Linked DNA regions of Mus musculus: region 2 is linked to region 1. The links are chromatin loops, found by intact Hi-C in ENCODE. Cell type or tissue: left cerebral cortex. All regions are shown on one strand. Links, peaks and the distances in the headings refer to the core of each region. The heading gives the core; the rest is flanking DNA.

Region 1 (12,599 bases), core at 1,553-9,552:
ACAGCTTTGTCACAAGGCCAAACATGGAAACGATAAGCTGAGGACAGGGCCCTCCAAAACCCTGACCCGAAGCACACCTGGCCTTCCCTAAGTTGCTGGTTAAAACTGTCAGCAGCAACAAAAGCTGTCAAAGCATAATTTTCCACTGGTCTTGGCCTGAAATCTTCTATCCACCAATATATACCTTTATCTATACATTCCTCCACTTATCCACTCACCTGTCTGTATACTGACCCATCTACCAACGTATCCACCCTTCCAACTATCCATTTACCCATCTATTTACCCATCTATGCACACACACACACACATACACACACGCACACACACACACAATCTGTCTGTCCATCCATCCATCTATCCACTTCTATATTTACCCACCCACTTACCCATCCATCTATCCACCCACCCACATATTTTTAAATTCTTGTTAAAAGGAATTATTTATTTATTTATTTATTTATTTTATGCATATGACCAAGAGCTTTCACAAGGAGAGTGTGTGGCCAGTTCACAACCATGTCCACATAACTACTGAAGACCCGGTGGCCCAGGAAGCTGAAGCACCAGGTACAGGACTCCACAGCTAGGAGAGATATGGTTAGTACCCAGACTATGAGTACATATGTATATGAGTACACCATAATTGTCTTCAGACACACCAGAAGAGGGCATCAGATCCCATTACAAATGGTTACATATTTATCAGTCCATCCATCCATCCATCCATCCTGCCTGCCCACTTATTTATAAGTCCATCCATTCATCCATCAACCCACCCATCTATTTCCCACCCACTTATCCATCCATCCATCCATCCATCCATCCATCCACCCATCTACCCATCCACTCCCCCTCTATCCAATCATGTGCTAAACAGTGTGGTGAGGCTTTTCTGAAACTACTTGCTGAAAGACTGACAAGCCCAAGTCTCTGCTGTCATCATCCATTTTGCTCATGTGCTACCCTTTAAGAGACAACCCTCATGCTAAAGCATCAAGTAACTTGTCTCTCCTTGCCATTCCTCTCCTCCTGATAATGTGTTTCCCCCAAACTTTGATGACATCATCCTCAGCATGTATTCCTTGCTATACCTGGCACCCCCTGCTTCTCCATAGCCCAGAGTGATCCCTGGCACAGAGGGAGTGCTCCACAAGATGCAAACTAGATGGGATGTGGAAGAGACCCAGCATCGTCAAGGGGAAGAGATGTGTTGTTTCCTCACATGAAATTAGAAAGAATGGCTTGAGTGGTGGACTATGTGGATACCTGAATATATTGGATAGATGGATGGATGGATGGATGGATGGATGGATGGATGGATGGACAGGTGGGTGGGTAGGTGGATGGATATGTAGAGGGATGGATGGATGGATGGGTAGGTGAATGGATGGGTAGGTGAATGGATGGGTAGGTGGGTGGACAGATGGATGGACAGGTGGGTAGGTGGATGGATGGGTAGGTAGGTAGGTGGGTGGATGGATGGATGGGTAGGTAGGTAGGTGGGTGGATGGATGGATGGGTAGGTAGGTAGGTGGGTGGATGGATGGATGGACAGGTGGGTGGGTGGATGGATGGGTAGAAGGCTGGATGGAGGGATGGACAGGTGGGTGGGTAGGTGGATGGATATGTAGAGGGATGGATGGATGGATGGATGGATGGGTAGGTGAATGGATGGGTAGGTGAATGGATGGGTAGGTGGGTGGACAGATGGATGGACAGGTGGGTAGGTGGATGGATGGGTAGGTAGGTAGGTGGGTGGATGGATGGATGGGTAGGTAGGTAGGTGGGTGGATGGATGGATGGACAGGTGGGTGGGTGGATGGAAGGGTAGAAGGCTGGATGGAGGGATGGACAGGTGGGTGGGTAGGTGGATGTATGGTTGGATGATGGATGGATGGATGGATGGATGGATGGATGGATGGATGGAAGGACAGGCGGGTGGTAGGTGAATGAATGGATGGACAGATGGATGAATGGATGGATGAATGGACAGGTAGGTGGGTGGATGGATAGGGGGTGGATGGATGTGTCTACAGACCACATCCTCCTGTGGACCACATCTCCCTATGGACCACAACCCCCTGTGGACCTTCCTCTTTGTGGCCCACATCTCCCTTTGGCACACATGCCCTGTGAAGTGCATTGCTTTGTGGACCACATCATTCTGTGAACCCCATCTCTGTGTAGTAAAGTGGAAACGTCTGGTTTCTTTGGAAAGTCAGTTGTGTTAAAGGATGATTTTTCGGGCACACAGGTGAAAGGATGTGTTGCTAAAGCAGATACAGGTGAAAGGATGGTTTGTTATAGCAGACATGTGAAAGAATGTGTGATGAAGGCATATAACTATGACCCCACAGACAGTGGGAGACCGGCACTGAGCATTGGCTTGCTTTGCTCTGCCTCCCTACTCTTCTCTAACGACTGGCATGTACTGGTTTGCCTTACATTGTGTTGCTGAGCTCTGCTTGTGAGAGAGACACTCACCAAAGAACTTCTGGTGAGGGCCGTGTGGCTTCTTGCCACTTCCATGGCCTTGGGCAGGTTGGTGAGCCATGTGGCGTCTTCTAGGTTAACCTGCCCTTGCTGCTTCATATGTGGTGACTGCCAAGTGGACTGGACTGCAGCTGTGGAATCCTATTTGGTGTTTGCCATGGAAGCTGAACTGCTGCTATCCTGACAACAAAGATTGGACTTGCCCGCTAAGAACTATTTTCAAAAAGGCCTACTTCTCCCATGTCCTGATAACTTTTCTCTTCCACTATCTCTGGTGGGTGGTGGGCTGGAGGAGAGGTTAGAGTAGGTTGGAAAAAAGGCATGCTTACACAGTGGATCACATTCTTCTTTGGATATACATCCCTTGTGAACATCATCTCCCTGTGGACCACGGTCTCTCGTGGACCACAGCTCCTTGTGAACCACACCCTACCGTGCACCACACCCTCATGGGGTACATCTCCAGTAGAGCTCTCCCACTACCCACCCTATGAACTCTAGGCAAGTTGCTGTGCTTTGTAGAGGTCTAGACCAGATCCTCATGCTTCCCAGCCAAGGGCCATGCAAGCCACTGAAAACCTGAAATGCATTTCTTCTTTCATTGTCTTTAATCTGGAACCACGGTTTTGGATCTTCAATGTGAACTTGGTTAGTTCCTTGGGTTGTCATCTTCTGGATCTCAGACCACTTGGTTCCTGGGAGTGGCTCGCTGATCCCCTTAAAGAAGCACACAGTTACTCTGAGCATTCTGACTGGCCACACGTTCCTGCCTTTTAGAAGGGAGAATCTGAGGCTCTGGCATGACACGGCTGTGTGATAGTGTGAAGTGGCAACCAGAAGAGCTCAGAGTCCTAGGGAACAGTCTCATTGTCTTTGCCTGAAGAGGCTGTACAGCAGGGGCATAGAAGACACTGAGTGGATTTGCCAGAGAAGGGACCTCTGTGTGGCTTTTCAGCTGTGCACATTGGCCCCAAGGGCCTTCTCTGCCTCCTGACTCATCTCTGTTCCTTAGTCATATATACCATGTCCCCTGTGCACCAGCTGTGGTGCAAAGTCCTGCCTCCCACCTAGGTCCTTGAGTCCCAATAGCCACACAAATGTATCCCCTCTCCTTCCCCCTCTTCCCCTCCTCCCTCTTCTCTTTGTTCTCCCTCTTCCCTTCCTCTTCCTCTTCCTTCTCCTCTTCTTTCTTCTCTTCCTTTTCCTTCTCCTCTTCTTCCTCTCCTTCCTTACCCTCCCTCATCTCTCTCCTCCCCTCCTCTTCTTCTTCCTTCTCCTCTTCTTCTCCCTCTCCTTCCTGTCCTTCCTCCTCTCCCTCCTCCCTTCTTCTTCCTTCTCATCTTTCTCTTCTCCCTCTCCTCCTGTCCTCTCTCCTTTCCCTTCTCCCTTCCTCTTGTTTCTTCTCTTCCTGTTCTCCCTCTTACTCCCTGTCCCTCTCCAAGATGAGATGTACTCCTTTCTAGGAGTCTTGCTGGTCCTTCTTCACTTTGCTGCTGTGAAGCTGCCACTAATGGGCTGCACACATAACTCCCTTCCTTAGGATGGGGCCTGAGAACACAAATCTTATTTGTGCAAAAATAACTGGCAGAGAGGAAGCCATGCCCTCCAGGCACTGAATTGAGAGGCAGGAGGAAGAGACTGGTTCGAGGAGCCAGGCCAATACAACAGGCTAGGCTGGCAGTGTGCAGAGCCTAGGGCCAGCTCCAGGTCCTGCCTTAGTGTGAATAGCTGGCCTAAGCATTATTGGTGAACAAGTACCCTGTGGTGACCTGTGGGGTGTGTGCTGTGTGTACTCGTGTGTGATGTGGTCTGTGTGTGTGTATTTGATATAGTATGTATTGTGTTGTGTATGTGTTGTATGTTGTGTGTGTTGAATGTATGTGCATGTTATGTGTATGTATATTATGGTGTGTGTGTGTGTATTTTTGTGTGTACATGCATGCCTGTGCTTCTGTGTATGTGTATGGTGTTTGTGTGTATGTGGTATGTGTATATGTATGAATATTTTATGTGTTGTATGGTGTGCATGTGTGTGGTATGGTGTGTGTTGTGTGGTATGTGGTGTGTTGTGTGTGTTGTATGTATGTGTGTGTTATGTGTGGTATATAGTGTGTGTGTGTGTGTGTGTGTGATGTGTGGCATGTGTATATGTTTGTGTGTGCCTGCATGCATGTTCTATGTAAGTGTTGTGTGTGTGTGTGTATGTGTAAAATCTCTGGGCACTTGGGAGTGAAAACTCAGAGGAAGGGGAGTAGGAACTTTTTAAGGTTAAACACAGCAGCCCAGAACCCCTCACCTCTGAGGAGAGAGAGTCATGCACTTCATTCAGGATCAAGAACTCTGGTACAGAGAAGCTTGTGATCAGCGGAGGGAAGACACTCTTTTTGGTGTTTTAGAAACAGACAATGTGTCTGTGTGGGCTCCTGCTATTGTCCCTTTTATGTCCTCAGCAAACATGCCGGCTGCAAATAGATGGCCCTTTGCAGAGGGGAAAGTTGAGGCTGTGAGGGTGGCAGAGGCCTGCTTAGGTCATGGAGGTTTCAACATCAAAGGGAGGTGCAGGGCTGGAGGATGGAGTGGAGGAAACTGGGGGGCATCAGTCTCCAGCATGGGTGTATTGCTCCCAGCCTCCTCAGTAGCCTGACCCTCAACACTTTGTAGTTGATGACGATAATGGGGACTTTGGAACCCACCTTCCCTGATCTGACCCTGACCAGCACTGTGACCTCTGGAAGTTTATTTACCTTCTCTCCTCTTTACTTTCCTTATCTATAAATTAGAAATAACCGTGGTATTTCAGAACCCTCCCCTCTTTTCCCGTGCCAGCCATAATTGGAACCTGAGCAGAAGGCAGGCTTCCTGGAAGCAAGAACTGGAGTCAACCGGAAGCCATAGCAAGCCATGGAAGGCTGTAGGTAGAAGAGGGCTGAGGTCAGCCAAAGGTTTGAGAGAGGCTCTGGACCACGGAGGGAGGGTTATTCTCACATTCATACGTGGGAAGGGACAAGGTCTATCTGGCTGATTAGCAACACCCCAGTCCTGGGAGAGGAGGGATTCTCCCAGGGCTATCTGTGATGATCAGCCCAGCTTCTAGGCCTCTGTGTCTGCAGTGAGGCAGGTTAAGCTAACCTGGAGTAAGGAGTTGCTGCTGGTCTGGGGGTCCTCAGGAGGCCACTCCTGCAAGGGCTTGGGTGAGCAGGAAGCTGCAAACATTCCTCACCATCGCCTCCCCTACGCCTCACCGGCCAGGAATGCCAGAGAGACTGTGCTTATCTCTCCCCTAAGAATCCCAGGAGGCTGCCTCCCATCAGCTATCTGTCCAGACAGGGTCCTAAATCAGGACTCCTCCCCCTCCAGCCACAGGTGACGAAGAACCCGGACCTCTGCCAACCCAGACACCGAGGAGTCTGAACACAAGCAAGCAGCCGTACAGATCGGTATGGCCAAGGGTGGCTGGGGACTGAACGTGTCTCGGCAGGGGCTGACACGGACTTAGCTTGAACAGGCCTGGGTTTGAGTTGATCTCAAACCTGCCTCAGTTCCTTCATCTCTGAAATGGGAGTATTCATAGGCTTCTCTTGGGTGGCGACAGAACCATATATAGCCCCTGCCTTGGCTGCTCTAGCCAGCCTGGCTGGTATAGATCCTCCTCTCCTGCCTCATTAAATGCACACACACTCAAGCTGAAGGGGCTATTTGCTGAGGTGTTGCAGCTGCCCACAGATTTGCCTGGAACCCATGTCTTCCTTCTGCCAGCTACCCCAGTGTTCTAACACCTTCCTATGGCTTTTCCAGCTTGGCTAGTACCCATTTATTTTGGGATTTCCTTCTGGGAGAGTGTATGGGTCAAGAGGAAGACACACCCCTCCCCGCCTCCCCCAGTTGTTGAAATATAGCACCAGGTCTTCCCTTCCAGCCTGATTTCACAGCCCCATGGAACACAGTAGTTATAAATAACACGCTATAGAATACGCTAGAAGGTGCTAAGTGTTATGGGAGAGAAGCGGGCAGGGGAGGGGAGGGAGGTTGGGTGTCGTGGGGGTGGGATGGGTGCTGGGATTTTAACAGGACTGCTATATATAGTCTTTGTCTCTTCCTGTAGGAGCTTCCAGTTTGACGTCTGTCTGATGATGTGCACCATCCCGCTTGCTGAGCCCGTAAGCACGTTCACATGTGCATATGTGTGCATGAGTTTTAGGGTATGTGTGTGCAAACAGTCTGTACACCCCTGAATGTGCAGACCCCCTGTGATATAACGGAGAAATCCGGCAGTCTCTTGAGCCAGTTTCTCCCCAAACTCGCCTAGACACCACTCAGGGCCTCCCAAATTCTGCATCTCCATCTTGAAAAGGATCCATTTACTCTTAGACAGGGAAACTGAGGCTGTGGGAGGCTGTGGGGTTCACACCACGGCCCATAGCCTTCAGAAAGCTTGGCAGGGGGTGGGGTTCCTATCCTGTAGACACCCAGTGGCTTTTCCAAAGAATCAGGCAGTGGAGACACAGGAATAAGGTTCAGGCCTGAATTTTTCTTCCTGTCCCTCCCACCCCAGAGGCCACTTAAGCAGCGCATAACTGCTCTGTGATGTATGGAACTCTCTGGCCGAGCATAAACAGAGGGTCACATGCCAGGCAGGAGTGCCCACGGACTTCCTCCCGTTCTGTGAAATATGCTCCTCGTTTGACTGGGGTTTGTTTTATTAGACCCATGGCAGTGAGGAGCCTGTGTAGCTAAACCCGCTCTCCATCACTCCTTTCTCCTGAGAAGCAGAGGCCCAGTACCTGAAGAGAAGGAAAGTCTTGCTTTCTCTGTCCTTCCTTAGCACAGACTCCCCCAGAACTAGATCTTCCTGGCCCAGGGTAGGCTGCACGCCACGAACTGCAGGGCACTTGAGGTCTTGTGCTCAGAGAAATGGCTTTTGATTCTTACAAGGGGGACGTATCAGCACAAAACCTTCTGTCTTAAGGCAGTGAGCTTTGCATAGTCCCTTGAAATTGCTTCCTTCTGATTCATTAATCCTGTATCAGACCTCCTGAGGCCACCTTGTGTGGAGGAGATGTGGTAGAATCTTACATTTCGGGACTGGGCTATTCTGCTCCCATCTGATGTCTTAATCTGTGACTGGGGACTGAGGCCTGCTCTGGGTGAGGTTTGCTTTCATGGGACCTTGTGACCTTGGGGCGTGGACATTTCTGCCTCGTGGCAGTCTCCTGTATGTGTGTATGCGTGTGTGTGTGTGTGTGTGTGTGTGTGTGTGTGTTAATCCTGACTGTGCAAGCTTGTGGAAAGGGAGAACCATGACCTTGAATGCTTCTGGGTGAATTTGAGTAGCAAGAGAAAAATGCAGCTTACATCTTCCAACGTGACCCACCCCATTCTCCTTCAGAAGAGGGTGAGAAGAAAGGCTTCGAGGCCAAATTGAACTTATCTTCAAATTTGTCCCCGTGTGACTCCTGTTGTACCCCACCGACTCTCTAGAGACAGCGCGTGCGCCAGCACATGCGCAAGAGCTCGACTTGTTCCTCCGGGCTCTAGCAGGCTCACAGAGCCCTGTGCCCGGTGCCCAGTTCCCCAGCGTGTATACCAAAGAACAGGAGTGTGCTTATTATGACTCTAGACCCGTGTGTCTCAAGCTTCCTGACGCTGTTGTGATCCTTTAATGACCTCCAACCATAAAATTACTTTTATTGCTACTTCATAACTGCAACTTTCTACTGTTATCTGTGTTTTCCGACGATCTTAGGAGATCCCTACAAAAGGGTCATTTGACCTTCAAAGGGGTCAGGACCCACTGGTTGAGAACCACTGCTCTAGATTAAGGAACTTTGAAGTTGGATTAGGGGAAGGCAAAACACTATGCAAATGAATGGGTGTGGCTATTGCTTTCTTATCTGTGCTCCTGGGACTGAATGTAGGCTTCCTGTATGAGACACTGATTATTGAGCTAAGGACTGGCTGTAGCCTAGACAGTCTTCCAGCCTGGACGGAGGCCTCCTGAGCAACTCAGAGTGAATGTGTTTTCAGAGTTAAGTACCAGGTGGGTGTGATTTGTGTGTGTGTGTGCTTGTGTGTGTGCGCCATGTTTTGAGTTTGGATCAGGGGTGTGGGATGGGGGGCTCATTGTTGGGCTGTGCCTGCCTGGAAGATCTCCTTGGCTGTGACACACATATTGATGTCTTTTGAAATGTCTAGCTTGTTCCGGAGGCTTTGTCAAGGCTATCTTCCAGACCCTTCAACCCCTTCTCTTCCACCCTTTGGACCTTCAGGATGGATAGCGAAGGGCTTGTGCAGTTAGATGTCATCACCACAGACTCTGCCTGGGAAATGGGAGGAGGTGATTTCATCCCTGTGTGCAGGTCACAGAGTGCCCCCACACAAGTTAAATTGCTGCAACTTTGACCGGCAGTGCAGTCACACAGGATCCATCCCCCTTGTATCTGAGGGCGTGGAACCTGCTGTGTCCGGCTCAAGGCAGTTTCTCGGGGCCACCCATTGCCAGATCCACTGTCTAGGGATCAAAAAGGACTTCAAGAGGTGCAGAGACTTCCAAGATCACACAGAGGTGGGACCTGAGTGTACTGAGTCCAAACACAGGTATCTGCTTCTCTGTCTGTCTTTCCTTCTTGCTGTCTTTGGAGGCAGGCATTGTGGGTACAGACAGCTTCCATGGCCAGGGTATGCTGCCCTTGAGCACAGCCCTGCTGTTCCTAGGCTGGACAGACACATGGACAAGCATCATCATCCTGAAAACCTCATGGTTTCCTCGATTGGTTGCCCTGAGGGTCTGCCCAAGGCCAGGGTTTCCCCACTAGCCAACATCTCTAAATCCCAGGGACACTATTCCATTTTGGAGTTTCTCCCCAATGCCCCCAATGGCTCTCCATTGCCAAGTGCCCCAGGGACTCCTAGGCTGTGAGATACCATTTATCAGAAGGAGCTGGCCTCTGGCCAGTTGTTTCCCGTCTCGTCTACCAGTGAGGGGAAATGCTCACCCAGATCTCCCTGCTTCACAACACTATTTTCTTCTCCACTTATCTGATCCGTGGCTCTGGCTTTATTTCCTCAAGATGTGAGATGCCCTGAAGCCCCTATTCCAGGCTGAAGCGTTCACACCTTGGTCCGTCTCTAGTCTCCCGGACCACCAACCCACTAGATGATCCTCCCAGGATCCTGAGGATCTGGCTAACATACAGGCAGTGTAGAGAGGTATGACCCAGAGGGATGAGATTTGGTCACCCAGTTCCAGTACGGGGACTCACCTAGAGATAGATACCAGTGGCCACACTGGGCCTTGAGTTCTTTTCTTGGAAGTGTCTGCACTGACTCTCCTCATTCGCAGTAAGGTTTATAACTCACACTGTGGGATATGACCTTTCTGAAAACAAAGACATGTCTTCAGCTTTAGTGCACCTAGTTTCCACACGCACACACATTCCCAACCCCTGACTACGTGGTTAAGTGGCTCCATCAGGTCCCTTTGTCATTGCGCTTAGGCTTCTGCATTGGAAGGTTTTCGTCCCTTGATGCGTGACAAGCACACCCCTTCCCAGGCGCTATCTTCCCAGGGACTTGCATTCTTCCTGGATGCTGAAGAGGTCTCTGCTGTTCTCCCTCTAATTTTAAAAGGCCACTCAGAAAGCTTTGGAGACTTTCTCCATAAAGTGGAGGTGGCTGTCTCTTCTTCTACCACCACCACCTCCTCCTTTCCTCTCTTCTCTCCCTCCTCCTCCTTTCCCACTACCTCCACCTCATTTCCTTCCTCTTCTCCTTTCTCCTCCCCCTCCCCTCCTCCCTTCTCCTCTCCATCCTCTCCTCCCCTCCCTTCCTCCCTTCTCTTCTCCCTTTTCCTCCCCTCCACTCTTCCCTCCCTTCTTCTCTCCTCCTCTCCTTCTTTCTCCTCCTCCTCTTCTCCCCCTCCTTCTCTATTTTCAGCCAAATCAGTGGGCTTCAGGTTCAGTGCAAGGCTTTGTCTAAAAAATCAGATAGATGGGTGTTAGGACACAGCCCAGTAGATAATTACTAGCGTGAAGTCTGAAATTTGGACCCCGAGCATCCACGTGAAAGCCACGAAGAGTAGTGACATGTCGAAACTCTCAGGGCTCAGGAGGAAGAGGCAACATCTTCAGGGCAAGCTGGGCAGTCAGATTGGGCAGGGACTGTTCTAGATTTTTAAAACCAGGGGTGCAAACTCAAAGCGTCTGGTGACCCAGGCTGAGGTCATTGGCTTGAAGCATAGGTGGAACACAGGGCTCCCGGGATGATTATGTGTCACGGGACAGTGAAGGTGAGGTGACTTCAGGACAAGTTTTTTTGGGGGATAACACATAAGGAAGAGCTTAATAATTTTGTGTCTGGAGAGAGAAAGAGGGGAGGGGGAGAGGGAGGGAGAGATTACAGCATCCCTGGGGCTCACTGGAACCCTAGCAGTATGGGATGCATATATATGCATTTCACTTTGGCTGAACTTCAGGGTCTCAAATTTCCACCCTTTGCTTGGCCTGTCAAGACCGGTCCAAAACTTTCCCACTGTCGTGTGACATCTGGATGACTTTTAGCTGGAGAGCAGACCTCAGCCCTACACACACACACACACACACACACACACACACACACACACATACATACATGTTTTCTTCACCTGCCATTGACGGCGGTGTGGGCAAGCATCTACCACACTATCAGGAGTGCTATGCTGAGCTCTGCATCCAGGTGTTCAGCCCAACCCCACAATGGGGAACCTGAGGAGACAGAGGAGGGATAGAGAGGCTATGTGCTGGACTCTCTCTGGCTGTCCCTGCTCTCATGCCTTCCTTTCCCAGCTCTGTAGCAAGCACCAGGTTAGTTAGCTCTTCTGAATCACTGGAATTTCACTAGTTCTCCTCAGCCTCTCACAGTTAGCCTGCTGATGGGTGGTCCCCAACCTCCCAAGTGCATGCCCCACTGCCTGTCACTGCCTCTGTCATGCTGTCTCCTGCTTCTCTTTTCTCTTTATCCTGAGCCAGTCACCTAGCTCACACCCCACAGCACCTGTGAGGTAGGCTCTTCTTCCCATTTCTCCCTCATCCTTAACTCTGCCCTGTCTGTCTGTCTGTCTGTCTGTCTGTCTGTCTGTCTGTCTTCCTTTGTCCTGCTCCCTTTGGACACATATGACCTCGCTTCCCCCATATGTTCAATGGCATCTCCTCTGCAGGATTATGGAGCTGACTTACTTGGATACAGGTCTGAACTCTGGCTGTTAGGGGAAGGGGTGCGAGTCTCCTCAACCTCCCTGGGCCTCAGTGGCTTCATTTCTTCCAATGGTGGTGTTAACAGGACCACTCACACCAGACTGTGGGAGTCAGCTGGAAAGATCACTTCTGAGCCTCCGATGGGCTCCTGCAACCCACCTCTGGTGGCTCTGGAGTCCTACACACCTTGTGTCTTCCCCTGACAGTCTCCCCCCATGACTGCCTGGCCACACTTTTTCATCCCTGGACATTAGCTGCTTGTCGTGCTAAGCTGGTCTCCTCCTCTAGCCATTCAATCTGTGGTTTTTCAAATGAGTCCTCATGTCCTTTGAGCCTTTCTCTGTAAAGTTAACTTTTTCATTCCTTCCCCTTAAGGGGACCTGCTTACAGAAGTGAAAGTGCTGGTGACTCACCAGGCGTCCATGATGGGTGTGCTACTAGGCTCTGGGTAGCCTGTTGCACAGTAATTATACTTCATTCTTTCTACACCTTTATTCGAATGTCAGGGATATTGTCTTGACTTGCAAGATTTTGTTTCCCCCACTATGGGTTAATTCCACGAGGGCCGGCTATACCCATCCTCACAGCCTGTTACAAGGATCAGTGAATATCTCAGGTCAGGTCAGTGTGGCCTCTGGAGCTGGGGTTTGTAGCCTGATCCATCTCCCTAGAGGATCAGGATGCCTGTCCACTCCGTCCCTGGCTTTCTGCACTGAGTTCTCCCTGCACAGAGGCTTCTGCTGGCCTATACCTGGCTGCCTGGCAGAGGTTGGTGCTACTTAAGAGGCATCTGGAAGAGGAAGAGCTCTGTGACTGTTCTCTGTTAGCATGTAGAATTAAAAAAAACTAACCAACCAACTAATCAAACAAACAAAG
Region 2 (12,599 bases), core at 3,072-11,071, 71 kb before region 1:
TGAAAGCTGTTTGCCTCCTGGCTGATAAAAAAGAAAGGAAAATATGAGTCCTAGAATCCTTTTGAGGGTGCAATGACTAGAATTCATCTGTCATTAGATAATGATAAGCAGGCGCGAAGCCTGCAGCAAGGGAGACTCTATGGGAACATTCCAGATGTGGGAACAATGACAAATATAAGAAGAGAAGTGAATGGCTGCTACAGACTCCATCTGAGTGTGGTCAACAGTATGGCTTAGCATTTAGTCTGTGAATGAAGTGGGAGAAGACACATCAATGTGCATGGCAGACACCTCTGTGTGTGTGTGTGTATGGAAAGCTATGGATCATGAAGTACATATGGGAGACAGCTTATGGGAATAAACTGTCCTACTATGTCAGTCCCAAAGATCAAACTCGGGTTTTTAGGCTTGGTGGCAAGCCTCTTTACCTGCTGAGCCATCTTGCTTATCCTCAGTTTGATTTCTAAGGTGAATTAAACAAGTTCGGAGGTGGAGCAACTCTTGTTGCTGTGGTTGGAAGTCCCAGCCTCTAGCTGCCCAGAGCTCAGCTTGCAGTATTTGTGTCACTAGGGCTATGATTTATTTATTTATTTTTAAAAGTCAATCTACTTTAATTTTTCAAATATTCATTTTAGGTATATTGTTATTATGCAAAATAACTGGCATGATGGTGACATTGTTACACACACTTAAAGCATTTAGAGCATATTCATTTTTAGAAAATAGCTTTTAAAAATATTTACTTTTATTTTTTTTTAATTATGTGCATGCAAATGCAGTGTCCAAGGAGGTGTGAAGAGGGCATCAGAACCCCAGGAGCTGTAGTTACAGCTCCTGCTATGGGTCCTCTGCAAGAACAATACACATTGCTTTTTAAGGGCAATAATAGTTTTATTTTTTTCCCAGCAGTTGAAATAAAGGTGTTTGTTGTTGGTGAGGAAACAAACACATCAACAGACATATAGATAAAAAAAAAGTGCAGAACACATTCTTAACTACTAAAGCATCTCACTAACCTCAATATTAAATATCTTCATTTCAAAACTGGTTGTATAAATTGATTCTGTCACTGATAGGGTGCTCTGATTTTGTCTGTTAGTTTTGTTTTTCTTTTCTTTTTTTTCTGTTTTTATTTTTTAAAATGTAATTTAGCAGCTTTGAACTTGGGGTTACATTCAAGTGCTCTTCTACATCAAGTTGAAAGATCTGTCTTCTTTTTTCTTGGAAGTTTGAAATATCAGTGTCCTGTGATGACCCTGACCACCCTTCGGGCAGACAGGCCTGTCCCTGCAGGAGCCATGTATGACTTCTCTATGGATGTTCTCGGCCCCTAGATTTTTTGTGGCTAAAAGTGGGAGATGAGTAAGTGCCAGAGATATGTTGTGAAGAGATGAGAGACCACTGAGGTCTACCTGTATAGCCACGGAGATGGGAAGGGATTTGCAGTGGGCGATGCCATTCCATAGGTCAGGCCTGTGCAATATTCTTTCTCCCTACACCACAGGTGCTTTTATGTGTCCAGTGAGAAGCAGTGGGCATGAAAATATTTTAAAAATAATATCCTCTCAATGAGTGTGCTCCACAGCAGTACAAGATTTCCCTGGTTGTAACCCCAAACAAGCAGCAACTGGTCCATGGTCAAGGAGATCATGTTCAAATCACAGGAGCTTGTGTACTTGTGCATTTAAAGTCAGCCACTACTGGATCTCAGTGTTTTTTTTCCTATTCTCAACACTGAAACTTGGGAACTTGCAGGATAATTGTTGGAGGCCAACAGAGACCGTGCAGGGCTTAAGAGTCCCATTTCACCCCTAAACCCCTGCTACTAAGCCACATTGGCAACAAGGAAATACAACCATTCAATCCTGGATCTTGATGGCAGTGGTAGGGATATCTGAGAAAGTAATGGGAGAAGTGGTGTGCAGAGAGTGGTCTGGTTTCCCTGAGGCCAAAGAGCTATTTAGTCATTTCAGGCTTACTCACAAACTCCCGTACTTCTTTTTGAGACAGGATATCTATCTATCTATCTATCTATCTATCTATCTATCTATCTATCTATCTATCTATCTATCTATCATTCATCTGACCCAGGTTGCTGTACAACTCTCGAGCCGCTTGCCTCAGCTTCCTGAGTGCTAGAACTTACAGACATATCCAATGTGTCCAGTGTTCTGTTGTTGTTTTGTTTTGTTTTTAGTTAAGAAAGACAGCCAACTGCTGCATCGTAACTGTTAGCTGGCATTGAAGAGCTCAGCTTGTTATCTCTTGCCTGAGTCTGAGAGCCAGTGCTGACTCTAACTCTTGGAAGAGGGACAGGTAGGGTGATGGGCCATGGGTGTCACACACATAAAAGTGGAGGTCAGGTAAGAACATAGAGCCCAGGGCCTGCTCCTGGTGATTAAGATGCAGGTCATTCTATCCTATTTACTCTCCACGAATGTTAAACCCCTGTGCTTACTGTTTTTCTTTTATTATTGCATATTAATTAATTTACAAAGCGAGTTTTAATCTTTTTAGAATTAAAACACACACACCTTGGAGTTTAGTATATTTGGTGACTGCTGATCTAAAGGATGTTCAAAAATCCTAACCAACACCACTTAAAAAAACAAAGCAAAACAAAACAAAAACCTCAATAAAAGCCTGTTTATTTTTTGGTGATGAGTTTTGGGTAAATTTGATGTTTTTCCTACTTTTTAATGTACTTTATTCCCCCTACAATCTGGCCAAAGAATTGCTTTCAAAGGGGAATAAGAAAGATCTTAGGAAAGCTCTCTTCACTGCACACTGCCTGGTTCACAAACATGAATTGTCCTTTCAGAAGGGCCAGGTTCCATCACTCTGTGGACAAAGTGACTCACCAACACATAAGCCTCTTATGTGCATGGCGCGGCATTATCCTAGGACCCTCAATCATCCGTCTACATGTTAGCATCCTCTCTGGATGCCATGCCTGACACCAGCTCTCTTAGAGTTTCTATTGCTGTGACAAAATATCAGGACCAAAGCAAATTGGGGAAGGAAGGGTGTATTTCATCTTACAGTTTATAATTCATCATTTAAGGTAGTGAGGGCAGGAGCCCGGATGCAGACACTAATGCAGAGGCCATGGAGGGGTGCTGCTTATTGGTTTGCTCCTCATGGCTTGCTCAGTCTGCTTTCTTACAGAATCTAGGACCACCAGCCCAGAGGTAGGTAAGCACTGCTCACTGTGGATCTGTTGAGCCCTCTCACATCAATAATTAACCAAGAAAATATACCACAGGCTTGCCTACAGATCAGTCTAGCAGAGTCATTTTCCCATTTAAGGTTCCCTCTTCCAAAATGACTCTAGCTTGTATCAACTCGACATAAAACGTTGTGGAAGCAGTTACCCTACTCTGACTGAGTAGTAACGAGGAAGGAAGATCCCATGCCATCAGCACAGATGTGGTTTTGCCCCACACATTTTCGTTCTGAAGTCTGTTGGACACAAAGGTGCAGAACCATGTATGGAGGGCCAGGTATATGGCACAACCTGCAACTATGTACGCTCAGCATACATATTCTACTCTGTTATACCTTATGGTCCGAAGAGCCCTGGTCAGCCGTCTGTTGAAGCACAGGTTAGGCTCATCTCACCCTCTCCCTGTGCATCCCTGGCCCCCTTAGCACACACAGAAAACTCCTTCAGACCAGTTGCTTTTAGTAGCTTCTTATCCAAATGGTTCTCTAGGAAAACAGGACCAATCAGTCTTTTCAATTGAGAAAGAGAGCAACTGAAGTCTGACAGAACTTTCCAGGTCAGTCTCCAACCCCGACCTATGTTAGACAAACACCTTCACATCTGTGGAGTGCTGGACCTCCCTGACGCAAGAGCTATGCAGCACACAGAAGCCAGTTGGTCCACATAAACCCCAAACATGCAAGAGACATCCAAGAATGCACTTTTAAAGCTAACTCACTAGCAATGCACATGCATGCATACATACATGTACAACAGATATGTATGTGAACATATACTTGCTGGGCTGCTGTTCCTGTATTATTAGCATCTACCAGAGAAAGAAGAGGGCAAGGGGAGACTGGTTCCCTGGCTCTGTGACTTGGGGTAATTTCCTCCAACTTGAGTTAGCAGAGAGAACACAGCATGGGGTTGGGGCCACTCTCTCCTGTAGGCTGTGAAGTCCGCTGTACTGAGGTACTCTCTCTCTCATGATGAATGTATTCAGTAGGTTTCTATTTCTGTGATAAACACCATAACTAAAAGCAATTTGGCAAGGAAAGGGTTTAACCTCATCTTACAGCTTATAGAGTCAGTCCATAATTCAGGGAAGTCAGGATATGAACCTGGAGGTAGGAGCTGATCCAGAAGCCATGGATGAGTGCTGGCTACATCTTGCTCAGTTTACTTTCTTATACCCCCCAGAACTACCTGCCCAGGGGTAGTACTACCCACAATGGGTTGGGCCCTTCTGCAATCAACCACTATTTAAGAAAATGCCTGTAGACTGTGACCATTGAAAAACACATATTTCCAATGGTCTAAAGAACCTCAAGTATAACTTTATTTTGTTGGTATTTCACAGTTGTAATGTTGCTGTGAAGCGGTGTTTTGGTTTCTAAGACCATTGGGTTGGATGTGCCATGCTCAGAAGCTTGTTGGCAGCATGTTCTCTCTCTCTCTGTCTCTCTCTCTCTCTCTGTCTCTCTCTCTTTGTGTGTGTGTGTGTGTGCTCACATAGTAGTTAATGTAATATCTTTCCTACAGTAGATCCTATGTACATGTGTTTTGTGGGCTCCTATATCTATATATCCATTTGTCCATATGTCTGTCCTTCTACCTCGTTGATCCTCTGTGGCCTGGGCTCTTCCATCTGTAGATTTGGCTAAGTTAGATCAAGAATATCACATACATCTGCAAAGAACCTACCCAGGCTTTCCACTCTGCTGTTGTTCTGTTAACAGGAATACAGCCCAGCAGTGCAGTGTCCGATGGTCCAGAGCTCTCATGGCTGGCTGCCTTCCAGATGCCAGTGAGGTCCAGCCACCTCAGTCACTGCCCCATTGACATACCTGAGTGTGTGGGTCACACCTTTCTCTGGGGTCTTTGCCAGGTGAAGTCAAGAAGCATTGACAAAATACACCTTGAAAACGTGTGACATTTCCAGGGATTGTAGAATCAAGAAGATAGTCAAGAGAGGGCCCCATGGGGACGAGGTGGATCTGCATGTGGAGAGTCAGCTTTGACCAAATACCAGGTCAGTATGAGCCAAAAGCATGGCTCAGGCTGTGTCCTGCTCACCCTCAGGCAGAGGAGATGCTAAAAAAAATCCCAGAATGCCTTGTGCAACTGTGGACAGACCCGGAGGCCTTGGTCATTGGTTAGGCAATTTGCTCCCTTCTCTGAGGCACCATAGGGAGAAGGCAATTATCCCAAGGCTGGAGTTCAGAAGGAGTGAGGTTCAGGGTGGCCTGGGGACTCTGTGATCCAGGCAGACCTGTGAGATAGGCTGTGAGGCCCCTTCTCTACCGTCTGCAGGAAGTCTCTCCATTCAGTAAACTGGATATTAAAAACAAATGTACCTAATTAGAAATAAAATGTTTCCAACCAGCTTGAAATAAAATAAAATGTAATTACTAATGATATTTAAACGTTGCAGATATTTTATTTTATTTTTTTAAAAAATTCCCTTAATTTAAAATGAAGTATGACTTTAATTTAGTTGAGAATACATTAAGGAGGGAAGGCTGTGGCTCCTCGGAGGGCTTCCGACTGCCTGTGAGTGAGGTTTCGGGCACCGGGGATTGTCCCTAGCTGGCAAAACTGCTCACAGAGTTCCAAGAGAGATGTCTCCCAGAGACTCTGTGTCTCCTGGAGTCATAGACTAAGCCTTAGGATCCTGTAAGAGATAGATAGCAACTCTTGTCTTTTCTGTGACATCCTGGGGACAGGCCCTTGCATGCAGCATGGACTTGTGCCACAGGCTTTCTTCACTCTGGCCTCCTGAAGATCCCCATCAGAGGTGCCTATCTCGATCCTCTGGGGTCAAGTGGGAAAGAAATAAACTCAGGAAAGCAATCTATATGCTTGTCACCTCACATAAGGTCCATTCAACAGGGTCACACTTCTAACACAGGCCCTGTCACTTAATACCCATGTGACACTGACAAGTCGCTGTGTGACTCTAGGCAGGTTACCTGCCCTCTCTGAACTTCATTCTTCTAGTTTGTACCTAAGTTGTCAAGACTCAGACTTTGTTCACATAGCAACCATGGAGGGAGCTGGCTGGGACAGCTGGTGGTAAAAGTGTTATTCTCTTCTCTCTCCAGTGCTTGTAGCAGATTGGCACCAAACCTGTCCTCTGGAATGGAGTGTTCACACCATCACTCCTGGGCTAGAGCATGTTACAGGTGGAAGGTAGCCGTGTGTTTGGAACCTCCAGCTCTAGATAAGTTGCACCTTTGCTGTATGTCCTTAAGCAAGCTACCTGGTATCTCTGAGCCTGTCTCCTCACCTGTAATACGTGGATAGTGGTCATCACTTAGGAACACTTTTGAAACATACCAGACATTGACACGAGACTTGGGGCCCTTGCGGTGGTATCTGTGGGTAAAGCTCCCAGAAAAGTGTTACCTGGCACGTCATTGGCCTTTGTGGCCCAGAGCAGATGCTTCATGAACATGTCAGATGAACATCTGGACCCTTCAGAGGAAGAAACAGGTCTGCCTATACTGAGCCTCCCACTACACTCTGCTTTGAGGGACACCTAAGGTCACCAGGGCCGGCAGGGGCAACTTCAGGATGAAAATGCTTTGAGAATCTGTTGCCATGGCAACTGCCACCTAGCCAGAATTCATCTTTCTCTTTGACCAAAGTTGTCAGAACAGGGTGGCTTCTCTTTGCCTGGTAACTGAAATCTGGCTGATTCTGGGGGGTTGGGGGGCGGTGAGCAGAAGACACAGATTTACTGAAGTCCTAGGAAGTCACAGGAGACACCCTGAAAGTCTTTGTTTCTTCCATTTCTGTTCAAAAGGTAATAAACGGGCAGGCAGAGCCCTGGGCAGAGTTCATGCACAGATTCTGTTTTGCATTATTTCTTCATGTAATTTGAGCTCGCTCCTGCCTCTGTGTCAAAGTCCTGGTGTCATCAGTAAAAGATATCCTAGTATTTCTCATTCCATGTAAGGCCCCCAGTGCCCTCAAGGTCTCCTGTACCCTTGAATGTGTCCTGGGCCAGAGCTGAGTGGGAGAAAGTGGAGACCCCTATAGCATATGCTCTGCTGTCAGGCTGGCCAGAGATACGCAATGCCTCAGATCTGACACTAGTCAGCCTTTGTGTCACCAAACACTGCACATGGGCAAGGTGAATTGAGTTGTCTAGTTATCTACTCATCGACAGATAGGCCAATCCCACACCCAATCACCCACCAATCACCCGCCTTCTTCCCATCCACCCACCCATCCATCCATCCATCCATCCACCCATCCATCCATCCACCCATCTCCTTTCTTCCCATCCCTCCCTCTCTCTCCCCTCCCTTCACCATCTATCCTAATACCCACCTTCTGTCACATTGTATAAGATAATCACACAGCTGAAACATGTGACCATACTGCAGACTCCACTGCCCTCCATGCACAAGTTGATAATTCTCAAGTCAGACCCAAAGACTCAGAACAGTCCCAAGTTCTATATGGCTACCAAAAAAACCAAACCAAATAAAAAACCAAAAAACCCCTCTGTCCCCCAAGCCCAGCCCCTGCTAGAAGAGAGCATCATAGCCCTTCAGGTCTTGCTGAAGACTGTGTGGGTGATGATGATACCTCTAAAGCACGCTTGTTCCCGTCATGTGGGGCACTGCATTGTTAGAGGCCAATGGTCCTACTTTCTCCTTCTCTCTCCTTTTCTGTCACCTTCTCTCTTCATCCTTTCATATTCCCCACTGGTGCCAGTGTCTGCGGCTGCCTCCCCAGCCCTCTGTGCTCATCCACCATGCTGAACTTGGTGAAGCTCAAGAGCTTGAAGACAGGAGACAAAGGCTCTTCACAATCCAGGAGTCAAAGGTGATTATTAAAACCAGTGTGAGACAGGGTACTGGGGAGAGATGATATGTGTGGAAATGCCACAAAAGGTTGGAAAGACTACCAACCTTTTCTCCGTGCATCTATCCATTCATCTATCTACCAATTCATTCACATGTCTGTCCATCTGTCCTCTTGTCTGCCCCTCTGTGTGCCCATCTGCCCACCTGTCCATCCACCCACCTGTCCATTCACATGTCTGTTCGTCTGTCCCTCCACCTGTCTATCCATCATCTCTTCATTCAGCTTCCCCGGGCTTTGACCTCCCTTTATCCTCCTTCCGAACGCCTACATGTATGACCACTCTCACTCCATGTGACAGCTGGCTGCATCCCAGGCAGGCCACATAGCCCATGCACGCTGGAGCCCCACTTGCTTTGAGGTAAAGAAAAAAGAAATCTGGCAAATGTTGGGAGATGGTGTTTGGAGATCTCAATCCAGGACGCTGAGCGGGAAGATAGCACCTCTCTTGGCAGTAAGCCCTTCAGTCTGTCAGTCCGGCTGCTGAGCCCAGCCCCCTCACGTCTTGCCTCCCTTCAGGAGGAGGGGTGCTCAAGCTGTGGGAACTGACACCCTGGATGTGTGTCAGGGGGTGGGTGGGAGCCACGTGAGGCCTTCTGTTAATGAGGGTGGGGTCCCCACCCACTGAGGAAGCCAAATGGCCCCACCCACTGAGGAAGCCAAATGGAGAGAGAGAGAGAGAGAGAGAGAGAGAGAGAGAGAGAGAGAGAGAGAGAGAGAGAGAGAGAGAGAAAGACAGGGTTGGGGAGACACCATGCCAAGGTGACTCCCAGCTGTCTGCAGTCCAGCTAAGATATCACATGGGCAAGAGGGAAGTCATCCCCCCTCCCCACATCCCCCTGCTTCCTTTCCCTTCTTCAACATGGAGGTTTGCAGAGGGGCTGAAGGAAGGGGGTGAGATGCGTGCTAGGAAGCTCAAGTGAGCACAGATAGCTCCAACAGGCCCACCACCACTCCCTCAGGCTCTTGCACAGGAGGCCCTGAGGGCTGGCAGCCGGCAGCCTTTGTAGGAGGACAACCCTGATTCCCACCACAGGGTTAGTCACAGGGATTACGGGGTGAATGGAACAGCGTTCCTCATTCCTCATGTAGTTGGTGCCCCAAATCCTAATCCTTTCAAAGACTCTGCCAGCCCATGCTGCCTTGCGGACAACTCAGAGCTGACTCTTCCTTCGGGCAGATACAGTTTCTTGACAGTACACCGGGCTGCTGGAGTGGAAACTGGTTGTCAGTTACTGGCTATGGCCTCGGGCAGGGGTCTTTTGCAGAATTCAGTCAGCCTCCTCTGTATGGCTCTTGCTTTAAGTTCCATCCTGTCCTATTTTCCTCCCTTCCTTCCTTGCCTGGGGCCTCTGCTCTGTTGCCCACTGCCTCTCCAACTCCAGAAAACACTTCTGTGTACGTCCGAACACTTGGCTGTGAACCAGCTGTATAACCTGAAGCAAGAGCCTTTCCACTCTGGTCTTCTGTTTTTCTGATTCAAAGACGGTTGGCTTCAAGGTTGACTCTGAGGGGTCCTATAACCCACGGCAACCAGTCTGTTGTTCGTAGAAGTTCATCATATCTATAGGATGTCCTGAAAAAGGATGTCATTGGTTGAACCCACCACCTTGTTCCCTCCTCCAAGCCTAAGCTTCTCTCTGCTATTGGTCCTCTGAAGAAGATTGAAATCATGTCCTCCAGGAAGCCTTCCTGGTGTTCTCTGTGAACCTATATAACCTTCATGCCTATTCACATGGCAGCCTGGTTTCATGGTGCCCTTGAGAAGCACAGGGGCTCCTCAGGCATGTTTACAGAGTTTACAGTATGAAGTCAAGAGAGACTCCCTGGGACTGGAGAGACAAGATGGCTCAGTGGTTATGAACCTTTGCTGCCCTTGCAGGTGGCCTGAGTTTGGTTCTCAGAACCAAGTCAGTGGCTCCAGTTTTAGGAGAAGCCTCTGAAAGCTTTGTTCTCATGTGCACACACACACACACACACACACACACACACACACACACACACACACTTAAAATAATAAAAATAAATCTTAAAAAGAGAAATTCTCTGAGTAGCTGAGACAATAAGGTCTGACCAGGACCTTGAGGCTCCCTTTGGGGCTGGAAGACTCATTAATAAAAGCATTTAAAAATGGGTCCCAGAAGGAAGTTCGAGGACAGTGTTATTAATGGTCTAAACAGGGTGGGTTAGCTGTAGAACTAGGCTGGCAGGGAGATTGGAGACAGTCATGTCCTTTAAGTGTCTGTCGGAGAAATAGCAAGAAAACCCATAGAGAAAGCAGGCGAAGGCTAGAGCCCAAGCAGATCAAGAATAGGAAAGGCTCAGAGGGTCTGAGCTCAGAGCATACCTAAGCTTAGGCTTGACCCCAGGACAAAGAGATGCACCAGACATGAAGCTGCAAACAGAGGGCTTACAGATAAAGGGGAAATGCTTCAGAGATGCAAGCTAGCCCATGAGCTGAGGATGGAGCCTAGGAAGCATGGGGTGAGGCATGGGGTGGGGTGGCTCTTTCAAGACCCTCACACACTACCTGCCCCTCTCCAGCTTGGAGCAAGAGCTTTCTTGAGCATGCTGTATTCCTTCCATGAACCCCTTGTGGGGAAGGGCTTCCAGGCATATCTGCAAAGGTTTCCTTCACGGTTAATCTTGGTGTGTTGTCACCTGTCCTGAACGAAGGGGCATATACAAGTGTTTAGAACCAGGGACCCAGATCAAATGACCTGCCTGCCTGTCAGTTTCTCTTAACAAATGTCTTTTTAAGAAGCAAAATGTTGAGCTGGGCGTGGTGGCACATGCCTTTAATCCCAGCCCTCGGGAGGCAGGTGGATTTCTGAGTTCGAGGCCAGCCTGGTCTACAAAGTGAGTTCCAGGACAGCCAGGGCTACACAGAGAAAACCTTGTCTCAAAAAACCAAAAAACAAAAAAAGAAGAAGCAAAATGTCTTTTCAGCAACCCAGCATGTTGTTGGGTTTCTTATTCATGTACTTCTTGCACTTTTGATTTTGTTTAAGAAGTCTGCCTCAATCTCGAGCTCTCTGAGAATCTTCTGTTTTCTTTAGGAGATTTGTATTCCTTGGGGTTGGGAGCGGCACCTCTTGTATTCAGCTCTGTCACCTGTGGTCATCGAGGAGCCAGACCACAGGTGGGTGTGTAGACACTGAGGGAGATGGGCAGCTCCCCTCACACAGGGCCATGGCAGTGAGTTCCAGTGAACCAAATATATCCCCTTTGCTCTCCTGCTCCTCCACAGAGATCATCAAGACCACCTTTGAGATGATCACCATTTTGAATTGCATAGAACAAGAAATAACCCATAGATTCTATCAAGATTTATAACCACCTCTTCCCTAACAGAGAAGGGAAAGGAAGGGGAGAGTGGTTAAGGTTGTGGGAGGGAGAACAGAACAGAGGACCCAATAGAAAACACGCAAACCATTAAACAAACAGACGCTTTAACAGGGAAGCCACACAAACAGGGAAAGCCATTAAATTAAAGTGAGGAATGTCCTAAGCTTTCAGGGAAGTGCTGATGGAGTACAGCAAGCTCCCACTGTGCGTTCTCTGGCATGGGTTCCCACTGTGTGTCCTCTGGCATAGGTTCCCACTGTGTGCCCCCTGGAGTGGCTAAAGCCAATAAACCTGACAGCACCAAATGTTGGCAAAGAAAACAGAGCAACCGGAACACAGCCGATAGATAGGAAAACTGGCAAAAGTAGTCATTTGTTAGAACCGAAGCAGAAATGTTTGGACCCTGAGTGATCCCCAGGGCTCATTCTTGGTATTCACCAAGAATGTGGGGAAGCCCCCACAGTCCCCAAATACATACAGCAGTACCCTGTGTCCAGTGTCCCCAGACTAAAGCAACCCTACTCACTGGAGAGTGGAGATGTCAAGAATGGCAGGTATTCCCGGTGAAATCAGTCATGTGGATGGATATACAAATGAGCATGTTTCTATAACAAGGGGGCCAACAATGGCACAGGAGTCTAAGGGAAAGAGTCAGAGCTTTGCCATCCAGTGGAAGACAAGCCCGTGGAAGTTTAGCCACAAGACATGGGATCCTTCCTAGGGTGCCGGTCATTTGTATTCATTTATGGGGGTGCTGGATGCACCGATGCTTCTACTATACAAAGAGGTGCCAGGCTGCTCACTCATAAAGGGCTCCTTTTCTCTCTGGCCAACAGAAGAAACACACAACAGAAAAAGAACCCCAACATTTAAATCCAAAAAAAAAAAAAAAAAAACTTGCTCGGCCTGGTTAAGGCTCAGAGTAATTGTCCCAGCTGCCACCCTGGGCCCTGTGCCCGCTGGGCCCTGCTGCCCCTTGCAGCTCCTCTGAGGAGCCTGCAGCCCTGAGAAGAAATCTCTTCCCCTTTCTCATTCTTCCCGTTCCCTTGGCCTGGGGCTATTGTACATATGCAAATGTGGAGATGCTAGCTGCCTAGGCAAACCCAGCTATTTATAGCCAGATAGCTGGCACACTCACAGCTCTACAGACTAGAAAGCCGAAGCA

The links. Hi-C counts contacts between places; a loop is a spot of excess contacts. Peaks named below come from ENCODE experiments on the same cell type or tissue, not always from the same donor. Only the 100,000 strongest peaks of a DNase experiment are listed, where the experiment ranks them.
Region 2: it touches region 1 in a loop (4-fold over the local background); 2 of 42 quality-filtered maps call a loop at or near these places.

What each region holds. Positions count from the first base shown.
Region 1 is chr5:111,784,958-111,797,556 of GRCm38, forward strand. It overlaps Gm36535 (a long non-coding RNA gene), which reads left to right and starts at 8,410. Exons shown (of 2, transcript XR_003955955.1): 1 at 8,410-8,533. In left cerebral cortex, for the core only: no CTCF peak of the experiment used is centred there; a DNase peak (open chromatin) is centred at 6,377; H3K27ac peaks cover 773 bases.
Region 2 is chr5:111,712,412-111,725,010 of GRCm38, forward strand. No RefSeq gene overlaps it. Among named protein-coding and RNA genes, the nearest start is that of Gm36481, 11 kb to the left of the region's middle. In left cerebral cortex, for the core only: no CTCF peak of the experiment used is centred there; DNase peaks (open chromatin) are centred at 6,806 and 8,522.